Linked DNA regions of Homo sapiens: region 2 is linked to region 1. A link is a loop called in an ENCODE intact Hi-C map of the cell type or tissue named here. Cell type or tissue: endothelial cell of umbilical vein. All regions are shown on one strand. Each heading gives the region's core, and the rest is flanking DNA. Links, peaks and the distances in the headings are about the cores only.

The links. Hi-C counts contacts between places; a loop is a spot of excess contacts. Peaks named below come from ENCODE experiments on the same cell type or tissue, not always from the same donor. Only the 100,000 strongest peaks of a DNase experiment are listed, where the experiment ranks them.
Region 2: a loop joins it to region 1, with 6 times the contacts of the local background. A loop is called at or near these places in 12 of 110 quality-filtered maps.

The regions. Positions count from the first base shown.
Region 1 is chr18:55,094,735-55,097,654 of GRCh38, reverse strand. No RefSeq gene overlaps it. Among named protein-coding and RNA genes, the nearest start is that of LINC03035, 11 kb to the right of the region's middle. In endothelial cell of umbilical vein, for the core only: a CTCF peak has its summit at 1,189 (motif pointing left); a DNase peak (open chromatin) is centred at 1,174; H3K27ac peaks cover 674 bases; H3K27me3 peaks cover 53 bases.
Region 2 is chr18:55,218,027-55,220,946 of GRCh38, reverse strand. No RefSeq gene overlaps it. Among named protein-coding and RNA genes, the nearest start is that of LINC01929, 95 kb to the right of the region's middle. In endothelial cell of umbilical vein, for the core only: no CTCF peak of the experiment used is centred there; a DNase peak (open chromatin) is centred at 1,486.

The sequences.
Region 1 (2,920 bases), core at 92-2,591:
ATGAATACTGAGTATAAAAAAATTGCCCAAATTGGTTCGCTTATGAGATTTCTGGTATTTCCTTCTCTGGTCAAGAGGAAATGCCAAGGGAAGTACTGCAATATTTCAGTACTTCTGTATCTGCAATCCAATTTCCCAACGAATATCGATTCTCTCTTTCTCTTTATCCCTCCTCCTTCCTGGCCATGGAGGAGGACTTTGGCGGCAGAGATATGGAGCACATGGGTGGGTCCAAGCGTGGCTGGATGGAGGTTCATGGAGCTGGTTGGGGGTGGGGTAGGCAGGGGGTGAACCAGCTGGGCTCTGAGGGCTCTGGGGTTTCATCTGCTCTATATTTATGACTTTCTATAAATCACAACTGGGGCAATGGGAAAGGCCTTGGACAGAGTATAAGGAAACCAGTTTTCCAGTCCTGGCTTTGTTTCTAACGAGCTGTGTGGCCTTAGGCAAGTCAAGATTTCTGGGTCTCAGTTTCCTTATCTGTCAAATGAGATTGACTGACTTTGATGTACTCTAAGCTCCCATTCAGCTCTCAAATGCTATGGTCAGATTCCCCTACTTCAGCCCTTGAAACTGCAATGGGCACTCCCTTTCTGAGTAGAGGTCCCGTTCCACATTCCTTTTGAGACAGGAACGCTGAACCTGGGTGCAACTGGAAGGCATTTTAAAATGGAATATTCAATTCTGAAAGAGAAGCATTTGGATTCAAACACACACAGAGTGCAGATTGCGTGGACTGAACCGAAAGGACCTTTTTGGTGTTCACAAAGTAAACATAAAGCAACTGCGACCTCATTCACCTTGTGAAACCACAGATATCCAGATGATGCGATTAGGAACAGGGCTGCACAAAGTTAAAGTCCTTTCTCAGTGTTTGGACAAACCGACAGTGCAGTGGAAGGGATGGCTTCAATTTGCAGGGGGATTTTCCAACTCTTACCCACTTTGCCAGATAGAGTTGCAGATGACATTGGAAAAGCTAGGACCCTTTAGAAGATGTGTGTGTGTGTGTGTGTGTGTGTGTGCGTGTGTGTGCGTGTGTGCATGTGAGAGAGAGAGAGAGACAGAGAGACAGACAGAGGGACAGAGAGAGAGAGAAAGCAAGGATGAGCATCATGTGGGCTCAGGCTGCTGGGGCCTTGGCTCTGCCCACATGACCAGTAAACCATGCTGCCATCTAGTGTGGGCTCAGAAACTTCTTGGCGTGCTTAAGAGACATGGATGAGCATAAAGAAATGAAGGCATGAGTACGCAAAAGCTCCCAGGAAGAGGCACCATTAGTGTTAAGTGATGAGACCCCCATGGCCTCCTTTCTCCCTCTGATCACCCCATTTCTAGTTAAACACACACTTGCTTCTCTACGTAGCCTTCTTAGCACTTATGAAAAAAATCCCAAATTCCACATGAAGGCTCTGCCCATTGATAGTCATGCATTCTCCTTTTGAAAAGTAAAAAGTTAACATCAAAGGTCATAAAAAAAGTAAACTATTTGGCAGAAAACCAGGGGAAGAATATACAGATTATCCCTCACTGTGTTCCTCAACAGGAAAAGTGTCAACCTGGAGAAGTTTACTTTGCAAATTATAAAAGGGGATTTTATTTTCAAGTTAGCGAAAGGTGGGTATCTCAGGATTGACGTGACGCCATGAAATTGTACCCCTGAACGTCTCTCTGGAGCACATGCCCTACAGTGGAAAGGTATTCTTGATAAGGCAGATAATGGGTGGAATTATGCTAATCAAGAAAACCTTACAGGGTGAATAATTTAGTAACCCTTTTCTGAGAATAAGTGCCTATTTTAAAGTTCTAAATGACACCATAAATGTAGTCAGGCATAGATTTCCATACTGATATGGGATAATAAACACAGCCGGAGTCTGAAGCACCTTGAGGGACATCCTGCTGTGCTTATTATCCTGTACTTCCCTACTAATCACTGGAGCCTAAACCTTAATCCTCATGGCTTTGTTTACCTAGCACTTTGTCAAGTCCAATACATTTTGGTTCTTTTACCTTTCCCGGAAAGACAGCTGTAAGTATGGAACTTTGTCATTTTTCTCCTCCGCATGGACTTGAGATCTTTTGTTATAGTCTGAAGTCCACATTTTAAAATTTGAATTGCTGCTCCAGAATTTTTAAAAATACGTGATTAGCATCACATGGATGCTGAATAAGTCTTACGTTGCTATCTACAAACTTCACTCAAACACTAACAGTGTTTATGTTTCTAGACATTCTCCCATTGCCACTTTGGCTGACTTCATAGGGAGTAAATAGTGACAAAGCTTTGAAGGAATAAATTTGTTTTACTATAATACTGCTCTATTGTTTTGCATATTTGGGTTTTGCCAAAGATTCATTTCCTCAAAAACTTCCAGTGATAAGAAAAGTTGAAAGTCCACTCTCCCATCTCTATTCTTTTATATCTGCAGTGATTTGTGTCAAAGACACACGCTGATAGACCCTCTTAGCAGAACTCGGGCTGCAAATCTTACTGGTGATCTCACTTACTTAAACCATCTGAGGAAACAGGAGGGCTGGGAGAGAGAAGTCACTGTACAACTCTCTCTGAACAGTGACCAAATGTTCAACCAGATGCATGAGGAATGGGCTAAATGCAAACCTCAACTCAACCCTTCTGGAAGAGGAGTAAAGGTTCTGGTGATACTCAACTATGTGAGTAGTGGGAAGGGAAAGGGGACAGGAAAAAGACCATAGGATGGGACCATGTTTGTTCTGTGCCCACGTCACAATGCTCTTATTATTTCCCATGTGGGAGAGATGTATGCACTGACCACTGACTTTTAAATAGGTTATGGATCCCTAAGCCCTCACACAGGATGTCTTTGAAGGTTCATGTGGAGAAGGATGTCTTCTTCCTGCAGCATTGCAGCAGCTCTCTACAGGGCAGGTTTCAGGT
Region 2 (2,920 bases), core at 282-2,781, 120 kb before region 1:
TGTTCATGGGTCAAGTTAAGAAAATCTGGTGTAAGATACCAAAATCTTCAATACTTGGGAAAGGAAAAAAACAATCCTATTTACCTTGATTGAAATGGTTGAGCCTAACCAGAACTGGGCTGGTGTCTGGCTTTTAAAGAAAGACCCTTTGTGTAACAGAAAATAATACTGTTCCTATTAACATCTGTTACACTATATTTAGAAGTCAAATGGCTTTAGCATTGGCATGAACATTCTTCTAAGAGGAAGCTGAAACTTGCCAAGTGCAAAGTGAAAATGCTCATGCAGAATCAGACTTGCTGTTTTGAGGTTTTTGACCATAACCAGCCCACGAGTGAGGAACTCTTTTGTTCTTGAGCAAAAAATGACAAAATTTTGGAGAATAGGAAAACTTGATTTTTGTAAGGAATTATTTTATTTTATATATCTTTATTTGTGAGTCTCAGTGAGACCATTTCAAAGATGGGCAAATGCAGGCAAAGTGATGTGCTCAAGTTCTTGGGGCTAAAACAAGTAGCCAGTATCCTGATTTTGAGCCCAGGGTCACTGCACTGACCCACCTTTTGAGCAGCCACTTGGCTTCCCACCTTTAATATTAGGCCTCCCCCACCAGCTGCCCACAGTCTTGTTTTTTGTTTGTTTTGCTTTTATTTTTTTTCTACTGCCTTTTCATGAATCTTTTACAGGAGAGTTTTTAAACTTCCCTGCAGTTCTCTTTTTCAACCTATTCTACAAATTGTTGGGATATAACTAGATGTGAGAATATTCACGCAGCAAGAGTCTGCTAGCCAAACTGAAAATTTTCACTCTGGCCCACCCACTTTTTTAAAAATAACCTTTGTCTTTTGGAATAATTTTAGATTTATAGAATAGTTGCAAAAATAATACATAACATTTCCATGTACCCTTCACCCAGTTTCCCCTAAAGGTAAAACATTGCATAACCATGGTACATTTGTCAAAACTAAGACATTAGCAGTGGTATTTTATTCGAATTTCACCAGTTTATCCACTAATATCCTTTTTTTCTGTTCTGAAATCCAGTTCAGGAGCCCACACTGCCATGAGTCTGGCCCACTTAGATTTTAAGTGCTAAATGGGCAGCACAATTCGAGTCTGCACAGTATCCCGTGATCTCAGTATCCCGTGATCTCAGGGTCTTATCAAATCACATCCACACACCACCCAAAGGAACTATAGTAGAAAATCAATTGACTTTCCTTTTACAGATCCTCCCATTTATTACCATCTCTCAAAAATCCATCGCTCTTTGATAAAAGGTATTGCAGCAGTAAGGAGAAGACAGGAATGGAAAAGGACCAAGAGGAGACCCAACAGCACCCATAACCTGAAAAATTTAAATAATCACATCATCCATTTATCAATTGACTTATTATCGAGTGCTGATCAAGTCAAAAGCACTGGGGGAGTTAAAAGGCAACAATCCCTACCTGTAAGTCCGGTTGGAAGGCAATAGATGCATCTATATGACCAACACAATAATTACCTGAAGGTAGGAACAAACCATGCTGGGGAGTGGTGGAGAGAGACACTGCAGCTGCTTCCGGAAAAGATGGGATATTTGTAAAAGTGACCAGGTGTGAGGAGTATTTCGGCAGGCAGAGAAGATAATGGACCTAAAACAATGGCAAGCCTTTCTGCACTGTAAAGAAGTAGACTTGTAGGAAGACAATTATGGTAGCTTAAATGATGATTATGCATTTTTTCTCATTTGCATCACTTTCCCATCACCCAAGCAACAATACCTGGAAACCCTTGGCTGATCTTTGGGGTTTACAGAGTTATTCAAAGCTCACGTGTACAGGATGGAAATATCTGCATCCTAGCTGAGCACAGTTGCTCACACCTGTAATCCCAGCACTTTCAGAAGCCAAGGTGGGAGATCACTTGAGGCCCAGGAGTTCAAGACCAGCCTGGGCAACAAAGTGAGACCCCTGTCTCTAAAAAAAAAAAAAAAAAAAAAAAAAAAAAATAGCCAGGTGTGTTGGCCTGTGTTTGTGGTCCCAGCTACTCAAGAGGTTAAGACAGGAAGATAGCTTGAGCCCAGGAGGTTGAGGCAGCAATGAGCCATGATCACGCCACTGCACTCTAGGCTGGGCGACAGAGTGAGACCCTGTTTCAAAAATTTTAAAAAGGAAAGAAAAGAAATATCCACATGGTATTATTGATTATTCTGAGGATGTATAGGAAAATCTAGGCCAAACCATACATTTTAAAGGGAAGGCAAGTGAGGCCTTGAGAACTTAGCTGGATCTGCACAGTTCCCTCAAGCTCATGCCCAAGCCCTAAAAGGAACTCTGGTTGCCTGCCTCCCTATCCGAGAACCCTTTGCAACATACCATTATGTCAATAAAATGATACTTTAGCCCTCCAGAGGTCTACAACCCAAGGGTATGTGTGAGCAACTAAAACAGCAAATGGAAGTGACGGGGGCTATAGAGGAACAATGAAGAACTGGGCAGGGAGTAATTGATACTAGGAAGATTGCTGGGGTATCCTACAGAGCATGATAGCCAGGATGAGGGAGAGGTTTCAATATGGAAATTTCCATGAAGGAGGGGAGAAGCTGGCTGGTATGAATAAGAGGTGGGAGGCCAAGCGCGGTGGCTCACGCCTGTAATCCCAGCACTTTGGGAGGGCGAGGTAGGCAGATCACCTGAGGTCAGGAGTTTGAGACCAGCCTGGTTAACATGGCGAAACCCCATCTCTACAAAAAATGCAAACATTATTCAAGCGTGGTGGCTGTGCCCCTAATCCCAGCTACTCAGGAGGCTGAAGCAGGAGAATCTCTTGAACCCAGGAGGCAGAGGTTGTGGTGAGCGGAGATCGTGCCACTGCACTCCAGCCTGGGTGACAGAGTGAGACTCCATCTCAAAAAGAAAGACAAAAGAAAGAGGTC